2 separate regions of the Mus musculus genome follow, and region 2 is linked to region 1. The links are chromatin loops, found by intact Hi-C in ENCODE. Cell type or tissue: left cerebral cortex. All regions are shown on one strand. Links, peaks and the distances in the headings refer to the core of each region. The heading gives the core; the rest is flanking DNA.

Region 1 (5,537 bases), core at 226-5,225:
CACTGAATGCAAACTGTCCATATACTCGAGAGTATGGAGCTACCCTAAGAAACAACCCACCAGGGCCACACTCTAAAAAAAGAAAAACAAACAAACAAACAAACAAAGACCCGCCTCTTTGTCCCTCAGCTGTCAGCAGCTCCTTAGGTAAGGGTGAGCGTTCACGAGCTGCTCCTCCATGCTGGGCTGTGTGCTGGCTCGCTCATGTTCAGGCAGCCACAGTTGTTATGCCTTCTCCAGTGTCATGATTTGGCCATGTCCAGAAGACATTTGCTAAAGCAAGTACAAGAAAGGACACGTGATGAAAGATTCCTTGCTACAACACACACATATTGCTCCACCTTACAATGTGTAGTTGAGCTGCATTTGTCTGGATGCCATGGAGACAAATGTACCAAAAAAACTTCTGGTGGTGCGCTGCAGTTTCTTGCTACTTCCAAGGACCTGGGCTAATTAGATGCACAAAGCAAGACTCATGCTGTCTCCACTACGTTCTGTCACCACTGTTGCTAACCTGACTCTACCAAACTGGATGGCTGCTATATCCATGAGGTATTTGTGAGTGGCTCAAGCTGCCACTGCCTGCTAACCTGTGAACTGAACTGCTGATTTCCAGACAACATAGAGGAGAGTTGCTCCAAAGAACCTTTCTAAACAGGTCCATTTCCCCTGAATCCTTTTTTTCCCACTACCTCTGGTGGGTGGTCGGTTACAGGAAGGTTAAATCATTTAAGAACCATCATTAAAAATAGGATTTGAAAAAAATTAAAGTTACAACCCTGATAGACACTGTTAGACTGAAGAGCTTACTGCCACAGCTGCCTGCATGTGCTGATAGAGAGAGAACAGGGTGTAAGAGTGCCCAGCAGGTAGTGCTGACCACGATAGGCATGACCAGAAAGATGCCCCCCTAATGCTTTTAGATAATGTAAGTCCCTAGAATTAAGAATGACCCCTGAAGTGATGGGGAGCCCTAGTGAGTTTACTTCAATTTGGTAAAACGTAGGGCCCAAAACAGACATTAAGTTACTAAAGGAACTAGAAAAAGTTCTCTCTCTCATTCATATTCATTCTCTCTCTCTCAATGTATTATGTGTGTGCATGTATAACAGTCTCTTAAGAGTTTATTATAAACCAGCTAAAAGAGACTAGGTACAGCCTTTAGGGAAACAGGCAAGGGGCTGAAGATGACCAAGATGAGTCTCAGGCCTTGGAGGGCCACTCCCCAGGGAGGGGAACCTGAAAGGAAAACCAGACAATCCAGTGAAACACCACAAAAAGCATAAGAAACAGCCAGGTCTGTGGTAACTCAGCCTTGGGAAATAGGGCCTAGGCCTCTGTGGATCTACTACCATAATGCTGTGCAAGGACCAAAGCTGATCTCACATCTCTGCAGGAGGAGGTTGCATCCTAGACCCATGGGAGGCTTCCATTCCAGGAGGTGGGTCCATCATACCTAGAGGAAGACTCTCACAACCAGGTGGGTACTGAATTCAGACTCATGCAATACTGGCTGTGATTGCAGCTGGCTGCAGCAACTGCAACAGTGCCTTGTGGGACCATGAAAGGTAGCCTGGTTCCCAGTTGAGTGAGCTAAGGCTAGAAGTCTCGGAGACCATGATGGGACAATAGGAGCTTTGCCTATTCCCAAGTACCAGGCCCCTGTCACTAGCCATAGCCCCCCATAGATTTGTTGCCATCAATCTCATAAGGGCAATGCCCCAAGTCCCCCCACTCCCCACAATAGGTAGGAAAGGACATAACCTGTGCTTATGTAGGCTCAAGACAGACCTCCATTTTAATGAGATACGTAAAGGCCTGGAGGGCTTACCCAGTAAGCTTTCCTTCCCAGACATTCCTCCCTGAAAAAGGTATTTAATATCAGGCCCACCCTGAAAATTGGGGCATGGTTTTACACATCCACTTTCCACCATGACAATAAATGCCTTAAAACCATAGGCTACCTCTTTTCATTGAGATTCCCCCGTGGGGAGCCATGGAGAAGGCCTTCACCTATATAGCTGCTGTCTGGACTCTCATTAGAAGGCCTCTCTGTGCTACCAGCCATGACCACCACCAAGCCCATGCCTGCAGCCATCAAGCCGAGGATTCTCCCCACAGGACTAGCCAGATTTCCCCTTTTCCCTTGGCCCCAGACTAGATCCAGCCAGTGGGCCCAGATTCCATTCTCAGCTCTTCTGAAACATCCAGTGGCATCTGAGTGTCCAAGAGCCTGGGAACCCCACAGCCTCAGCCTCATCACAGGCCTAGGGACCCCGAACCAGACAACTCCGAAATTCTGCCTCTACAAGCAGCCTTGCCCTGTGGTGGAGCAGACATGGGACCCACAATCCTACGGTGCCTCTTTCTTATGGGGTCACCAACTGCTTGGGATGGTCCTCCAACCTCAGAGAGTAGCCCAGCAAATCCTGCCGGAGCCTGGGTTACAGGAACACCAGCTGACATTCCTCTGCTAGCAGCCCTGCAGATACGTGGCCCCTAGCAAGTGGCACTCAGGCGAGGCCAGTATGTGTGGGAAGAGGTCCATCTGGGGTCACAGTGACCAGGTTCTACCCTTGAAGCAACACCAGACCCAGGGTTCACTTCTATTCCCTCTCTGCTTGTTTGGAGTTCTTTGGTTTGATATTCCTGAACTCATCATAGTTACAGAGGATCGAATTCATATGTTTGTCAAAAGCTTTGAAGGTCCCGATGAAGATCTGGCCATCTTTGCAGGATACATCTCATCCGGCAATCAATGCAGCAGCATCTTGCTGTTCTTGCCCACAGTCACGGTAGTGGCTCCCAAAGCTCAGATTCCCACCATATTTGCTCCCTCCACAAAGCCTTAGTTTGCCGGCCAGCTGCTCCCGCCACTGCTAGCGGAAATGCAGCCTGCAAAATGCGTGTGAAGCTGAAATTACTCTTTCTTACCTGGCGTGAACACAAAGATTTCTGCACCACTAGTCTCCTTCTCGCTAAACTTGAAGAGAACAGAGATGGTCGTTCTCTCGTCTCTGCATCTCCTACATCTGCCACCACAGTAACTTATGGAAAGCAGGCACTCGGTAATATAATTTGGTTTTGAGTTAAACTGAACCAAGTTCCGATTGGGAAACTTCCAGCAGGGTTGGATTACTGACAGCTACAAGTTTATTTTTGATTTCTGGGCAGAGCACTGAACATTTTGCATACGGCTGTGAGAAAATTAAAGAATTTCATCAATGGTCTGGGAAGATCAATGGAATTTGCTTCCTCAGCAGAATGAAGGTTGTTTTGTCCTAGTGACTAGAAGAAGTTTGGCAAGATCCCTCACTTATATCCTGAGAGTATGAAACTTTTGCCAAATTGAACCATGAAATTTGAGAACTGGAAAGGATGTTAATCAGAATCTAGCCAGAGAAAACACAAAGCCCAGGGCAGTCTGCCTAGAATGAAAGAGGCCATGGGAGAGAGAGGCTGAGTGAATCTGCCCTGACTCTCCCCATCCAGCAGAGATCCATGGCCCACCCTTTTACCTCATCCCTTGCAGACCCTCAACTCTCTCGTTCTGTTGTCTCTACTGTCCACTGTCCCAGGCACTTTTTGAGTTCTGAGTTGGGATCAAGCCAGGGTTTCTGATCTCTTTGTCCACCTAGGCTGGAAGCTCTGCTTGGGATCAAAGGACAGCCTCACAGACTGATGTTCCGGCACGGCCATCGCTGACCTTTGCTTGGACACTTGGTGCTGCCAGCCTGCCATGACTTCTCTATACTGGCTCTCAAACTACCCTCTCTGGTTACTTCACAAACTCATTCTCCCTCTCCAAACTCTGCTCCACAACCTCTCCCTTGAGGTGAAGTCCCTTTGATGAGAAATCCACAGATTCTCACCATCAAACCTAAACAAAGCCCTTATCCACTCTCAGTGGATAGATACGTCCTTCCTCAAGCTCCTTCCTCTGTGCCCTGAATTCCATCGCTTTCCCAAAGAACACTCGTTTTGTTATTCCTTTCTCTCTGCTCCTTCTTCCAGATCTCCTCGAGGATTTGATCAGCAGCAGTACTTGAATATATATGATTCTTTATTTGTGTGAAGGGGTGTGGTAGAATATTCATATGTACATCTTCAGAGGGGTAGATGTCAGAGGTCAACGTCAGGTGCTTTCTTGTATCACTTTCTCCCTTACTTTTTGATATACCATCTCTCCGTGAATATGGAGCCTACTGATTCATCAAGATTGACTGGCCTTTCCAGGGATTCTTCTATCTCTGCCTCCTCAGTACTGGGATGACAGGTACAAGACACCATACCTAGCTTTCTACCTGCATCCTGGGCTTCCAAACCCAGGTCCTCATTCTTATGCCAAAAGGACTTTATCAACCAAGCCATCTCCTCAGCCCCACAGACACATTATTCTTATAATTTCAAAGTCAAACAAACTCACTTCCCACAACCACCTCCCGTCTTGTCCCACCGTGAGTCAATGGCCCCCTTGTTCACATTCACATGTCAATCTGCCTATCATCTCAGAGGCTGGTGCTAAACCTAACATAAGCCTCCCAGGCCTGACTTGCTGGGCAGCACTTGACCTGGCCTGCAGATTTTCTCATGAGGGGATACATCCCCTCTCTTGAATCTGTGACTTTAAATTCTTCTGACCTCTTTAGACTTCTCTAGTCATATCCTGTCAGACTTAGTTTCAAGCAGCTTTTCTCATACCCACTCTTAAAATGTCAATGCCTCTTGGGAGTGTTGGTCTAGCTCCCCTAATCACCCTAAATGCTTTCTCTGGGCAATTTTATCTATTCTTGGCTCCAGTTACAATCTACATGGATGTTTCCAAATCTGCTTTTGCAAGTCTTGACCTGGATTTAGAGCAGATCTGTAATTCTTTTGGGCATCTTCATGTGACATCTCTAATTCAATAATCTCCTAAAACCAAAACAAACCTCTTTCTTCTCCCAGGGAAAGACAGAACCAATCATTATCCATACCTCTTCCTCTATGCCAAGACCCTCAAAGTAAAACGTATAGTCAAACACTAGGATTTTAATTCCAGATAAACCTTTGGGCAAAGCAAGTAGCTTAGCATTTCTCTAGTTTCTTCATTGGTAAAATGTAAGAGGTGATACTAGAACCTTCCTCATATGGATACTATCTAGCCTTCTCTGAGTTCATACATGTCAAAACCACCAGCACTTGGGAGGCTGAGACAAGAAGTATCAATTTTACATCCAGTCTGAGTAACTTAGAATGAACCTGCTTCAAGAAAAACAATCAAAAGTCTGGCGTGGTGGCGCACGCCTTTAATCCCGGCACTTGGGAGGCAGAGGCAGGTGGATTTTTGAGTACAAGGCCAGCCTGGTCTACAGAGTGAGTTCTAGGACAGCCAGAGCTATACAGAAAAACCCTGTCTCGAAAACCAAAAGAAAAAAGAAAACAATAACAATCAAAACAGCACCCAAAGACCATTCTGCACATGTGATATGTTGGTTCTCATTTAAGCCATCACTACCCTAGCTACCACCACACCACCCACCATTTCTTCCCCGCTG
Region 2 (5,537 bases), core at 361-5,360, 100 kb after region 1:
GAGAAAGTACTGAATTCTTACAGCAGAACCCAGTTACTGAATATATGAAAAAGGTAAGCTTAAACATAGTATGTAAAGTGGATATAAGTTAAATAGTTGTCACTCTTCCAGTGAGTTCTTGGCATTTCAGTGCTCCTCACCAGTCAGGCTTGTCACTGCTGTCACACCATGTCAGCAGGCCTAGCTCATAGAACTCTCCAGGGGACTTTTATACATTGAGAATCATGAGTGAGTGTTCCCCTGCACATCCAAAGAGATGTATTCATAGCTGCATGCCTTCCAGGTTTTTGCATTGTCTTCCCTTGAAGTGTGGCCCTCAGGATTTTATGTCAGTGAGAAAATAAGCAAATAGTCCTAGATTTGCTATTTTTTGCTTTTGCTGTTTTTCTCCTAAAATATTCCCTAAGAGTCATAGTTTAACCCTTCAAGTTTATATTAGGAAGAAGGATATAAATCTGACTTAGGAGAAGATCCAAGGTGGAGGCAAGGATTCTAACTTGCTCTTTACTACATGATGCTTCCATGAACTTCTAATAGGATTTTTCTTTGCTCTCTTTCTTAGAAATTCAGGAATTCTGGATATTGGGTCTGAGGAATGACTATGTCAAGAGATGGCAAGCTTTCTGCTATATAGTACCAGCCAGTAAATAATCTTTAGGCTTTTCATCCTAAGATTTCTTCTGTCATTGTTCACCTCTAATGTTAAGAAACAAAAGCAGTCATGGAGATATAGAAATAAGCAGGAAACAGGTGCAGCAGGATTTTGCCAGCAGATTGTATATATAGTTTGGTAACCCTCTCATCTGTATGTGTACACACACACACACACACACACACACACACACACACACATATATATATATATATATTTTTTTTTACTTTTGGGTTTTTTGAGACAGGGTTTATCTGTATAGCTCTGGCTGTCCTGGAACTCACTGTGTAGACCAGGCTGGCCTCAAACTCAGAAATCCACCTGCCTCTGCCTCCCAAGTGCTGGAATTAAAGGCATGCACCACCACTGCCCAGCTTGTATTAAATTTTTAAGAGTCGAGGTCATACCAAGTCTAATACCTACTTTGCCCTCTCTTAGGCAGGAAATGGACTGCCAAGTCATTTCCGTGTTTAAAGAAAGAAAATATAAGCTCAACCACTCTGCTTCTGACATATAGAGAGAAAGCCATGCCCAGCTTGTGGTGTTCACAGTGCATTTTCGTATGGTGCACTGAATATAAGTGGGCCTTCTAAGTTTGAAATTGAAAGTCAGTTACACATTTTTGATATCTCAAAATTCAACAGAAGTAGAACTAGTCGGTTGTATATGCGGGATAGTGGTAGTTCTTTATAGTAGATCTTTGTGTCTGTTTTGTATATGACTGAGACCTAACCAGCTCCTTAAGGGTATTTGAAACATAATCTGTTTTGAATCCTGGTATTGTTCATTACTTAATTTTGTAGTATGACTGTAGGCTTTATAAGCAGGTCTTTTACTGAACTCTTTTAAAACTTTTTTTTTTGCACTTATTTTGTATGAGTGTGTACATATATGTGTGTCTTTGTGTGTACATGTACAATGTATGTGTGCCATGTTAGCATATGTATGTGTATATGTTCTTTTACCATATAGGCACCAGGGATTGAGTTTAGGTCATCAGGGTTAGCAGTAAATATCCTTAACACTACTGAGCCATTTTGCCAGTCCAGTAGAGATTTTTTTCTTAAATTATATCTTTAAAGTGGAATCTTCCCCAACATTGCACACCACTATGGTGCCAGCCTGCCCTTTGTAGACAACGTTATGATTTGTTGTGGTGTATGCTGCCCATGGAGATAGGAGGAGTAGTAGTAGTACCTCAACATAAGGAGAACAACTTTTAGGACAGAGCTGCATGCACACTCTAAACACAGAAATCTGATTTTTAAAGTTTTACAACTTCGAAAATAATAGTGTCTGGTGGGTGGGTGTTTGCAATCTAACCTCTCCTCAGCCTCCAGGAAGCTCTCTAAAAGCATTAAAAGTTTGGTCCTGACCAACTTAGAAGTCTTATCAAACATGACTTCTCATCTTATTCAGGAAATCCACAATTCAGGCTCTAAAAACCAAACAATATAGAGATAATCTTATATCGCTGTATCTTGAACTGGGCCACCAGTTTTCAAGGTTAAAGAATGACCTTAAGCCAGGCATGGTGGCACACAACTTTAATCCCAGCACTTGGGAGGCAGAGACAGGTGGATTTCTGAGTTCGAGGCCAGCCTGGTCTACAAAGTGAGTTCCAGGACAGCCAGAGCTACAACACAGAGAAATCCTGTCTCGAAAAACAAACAAACAAAAACAACAACAACAAAAAAGAATGACCTTAACCGTTCCGTTCCTTAGTTTCCTCACCTGTGAAAGGAGAATAATAATATCAGGTGATAGTGAGAATTTAGTGAGCTTTACTTTTAAAAAACTATATAAGCATTGAATGTCTGTATTAAAGGCTTTATAAAAAGTGTAGCAAAGCAAACATAATGGAGGGCTTTGACCTTACATGTGCATACCTCATAGTCTCCAGCCTGTGCCTGGGCAGGTATAGGACCACCAGAAAAAAGTTGACAATTTCAGTAACTTGAGGAAAAATTACATTTATATTAAAACAATCAAGTAGAATTCAACATCTCAGGAATGATTTTGAGGTAAAGATTAGCTTTCAGGAAATATTGTGCTTTTAATGGCCAATTTGGGCTAGATATTACAATCCCCAGAGGTCTCTTTTGAGTTTACTGTCATCAGGTGGGAGTATTTTAGTCTAAACAGTTGATAATGGTTGGCCCATACAAAAATGCTTTTGATAACTGAATAGCTACAAACACTTTATTAACAGCTATATCAACACTTTAAAAATCAATGTCATGTGATTGAGACTAATCTGACTTAAAAACAACAAACAAAAATGAACATGTTTGAATATTTTAAATTCCTAATCTTTTTATTATTTAAAAATAAAACATGAGCTCAAAAGATTGCTCAGCAGTTAAGAGTGGGTGTTACTCTTGCAGAGGACCTGGGGTTGATTTCCAATGTTAGATCAGTCATCTGTAATCACAGTTCTGAAAGACCCACAATCCTCCTCTTGTCTCTGTGTGACTTCATGCACATACTGTACATGCAGTCAAAACATTCACATAAAAAAAAGAGAGAAAGAAAATACCTCATTTCATTAATTTTTACCAACCTTTCAGTTCTGATTTTTTATTCCTTTTTGTTTCTAATGGAGTTAATCAGGGTCATTTTCAAGAACCTTAGGGTACTTAGTCATTTAAATATGGTCCTGGTGTTCCATGGTCTACATGAGACAGCAATGGTAAAGATACCTGCTGTCACAAATTAGTTCCCAGTTACTACTTGTTTTTTTTTTGCTACTTTTTTTTTTTTTTTTTTTTTGGTTTTTTTGAGACAGGGTTTCTCTGTATAGCTCTGGCTGTCCTGGAATTCACTTTGTAGACCAGGCTGGCCTTGAACTCAGAAATCCACCTGCCTCTGCCTCCCGAGTGCTAGGATCAAAGGTGTGCGCCACCACGCCCGGTGGGACCTGCTACTTCTTTTCTGCTTGGCCCCTGCAAGGAAGCTCTGTAAACTCACTATAGTCCGCATCCCTGTGGAGAATTCACAAGGACATCAAAGCCTACCCTCTCTTCTGAGAAGGAGTAGTTTTGTTTTCCTGACCAAGATGATATATGTTCTCCCAAAAACAGATTGACTTAAAAGAAGAAGAATGATAGTATCTTGGGTATTCTAAGAAAGAAGACCAACATGTGGACACTTCATTCCTCCTTAGAATAGGGAACAAAATACCCATGGAAGGAGTTACAGAGACATAGTTTGGAGCTAAGATGAAAGGATCCAGAGACTACCGCACCCGGGGATCCATCCCATAATCAGCCACCAACCCCAGACACTATTGCAGGGACCCTGACATAGCTCTCTCGTAGGAGGCTATGCCAGTGCCTGGCAAATACAGAAGTGGATACTCACAGTCATCTATAGGATGAAACACAGGGCCCCCCAATGGAGGAGCTAGAGAAATCACCCAAGGAACTGAAGGGATCTGCAACCCTACAGGTGGAACAACAATATGAACTAACCAGTACCCCTAGAGCTCCTATCTCTAGCTGCATATGTAGCAGAAGATGGCCTAGTCTGCCATCATTGGGAAGAGAGGTCCCTAGTTCTTACAAACTTTATATGCCCCAATACAGGGGAACACCAGGGCCAAGAAGTGGGAGTGAGTGGGTAGGGGAGCAGGGTGGGGGGAGGGTATAGGGAACTTTCAGGATAGCATTTAAAATGTAAATAAAGAAAATATCTAATAAAATAAAATAAAAATAAACAGCTACTAAACAGAAAAAAAGAAGAATGATAGTTCATTATCTGATTTTACTTACCAGACCAGAATGTTGCTGTGGGTTTTTGGGGGGCGTGGGGGCTTGTTTTGCTTTGTTTTGTTTAAACTTACACATTAATGATTTGGAATATTTTAGTGGATAATATTTTGTTTATCAAGTGTACTATGAATTACCTTGATATTTGAGTTTCTTACTAGAAATATATTAACTTCTAACATTTTGTGGTTTTTTTGTGACTTATCTGTTCCTCATTCCAGCTTTTTTGGATATACTTACTGCTTTGTTAGAGGTCATTCTGTGTTTAGGATATGGACTTGGTGATTAATACACAGTTTACTGTTTAAGCTTACTTTGCATGATAAGCTTTCTGCTGAGTATGAGTGTGCTATGGCTCAAGCTGCTTTCCTGTGATTGAATAACCACTCGTGATCACATTTAATGGTCCAAGCTCTCCTAGTCGGTTTTCTGGGTATTGAATGTTTATTTAATTCTAATAGTAATTCTCCAAATTTGAAAAGTCTGTGTGGAGAGTAAATACAACTCTTGTCTTCTCTTATTCAGATCATCTGAGTAATTCAAGACTTAACTGCAGTTTCTTCCTTGTTCTGATGTCTGCAGTGACCCTACCCCCACATGTTTCTGGTGACAGATTCTAAAATATACTGTCTTTCTTGAGTTTCTGTTGTGTTAAATTGTCTGTTAGCCCCTCTTTCTTGGAAAGAAATTCAAGAAGTTGAGACTCTGCGGTGTCCAAGTGGGCTTTAGAAGTGTGTTTTTAGTGCTTGACAAGGGAAGGCTGCTGTGTTCGACCATCCTTCCTTTTTTTCCTTTTTTTTTTTTTTACTCCTTATTACTGATTATTATTTCTGAATGGTCATTTCTAGGATCATATTGGTATGACCCTTGACTTCAAACAGCTTTCAGACCAAAGTAGAGCGTCCTAATCCAGTGTTCGCATGCTGAAGAAGACCTGTAGGTTTTTCCCACAGGGGTGGGGAATATTGCCTTCAAGATGTGAAATACCATTTACCCAAAGAAAAATGATAGGAAGACATTTGAACTGTTAATTATGATAATGTTCTTAAGGCACTTAAAGGACTAGAGCTTGTATTTCAGAAAGAGTAGAATAGACCAGTGACTTTATAATATGG

Evidence for each region. Peaks named below come from ENCODE experiments on the same cell type or tissue, not always from the same donor. Only the 100,000 strongest peaks of a DNase experiment are listed, where the experiment ranks them.
Region 2: it touches region 1 in a loop (1.9-fold over the local background); 3 of 42 quality-filtered maps call a loop at or near these places.

Annotation. Positions count from the first base shown.
Region 1 is chr6:47,401,510-47,407,046 of GRCm38, forward strand. No RefSeq gene overlaps it. Among named protein-coding and RNA genes, the nearest start is that of Cul1, 50 kb to the right of the region's middle. In left cerebral cortex, for the core only: no CTCF peak of the experiment used is centred there; a DNase peak (open chromatin) is centred at 3,137.
Region 2 is chr6:47,502,538-47,508,074 of GRCm38, forward strand. Cul1 (cullin 1) reads left to right here. Exons shown (of 22, transcript NM_012042.4): 7 at 1-53. Among named protein-coding and RNA genes, the nearest start is that of Cul1, 51 kb to the left of the region's middle. In left cerebral cortex, for the core only: no CTCF peak of the experiment used is centred there; no DNase peak of the experiment used is centred there.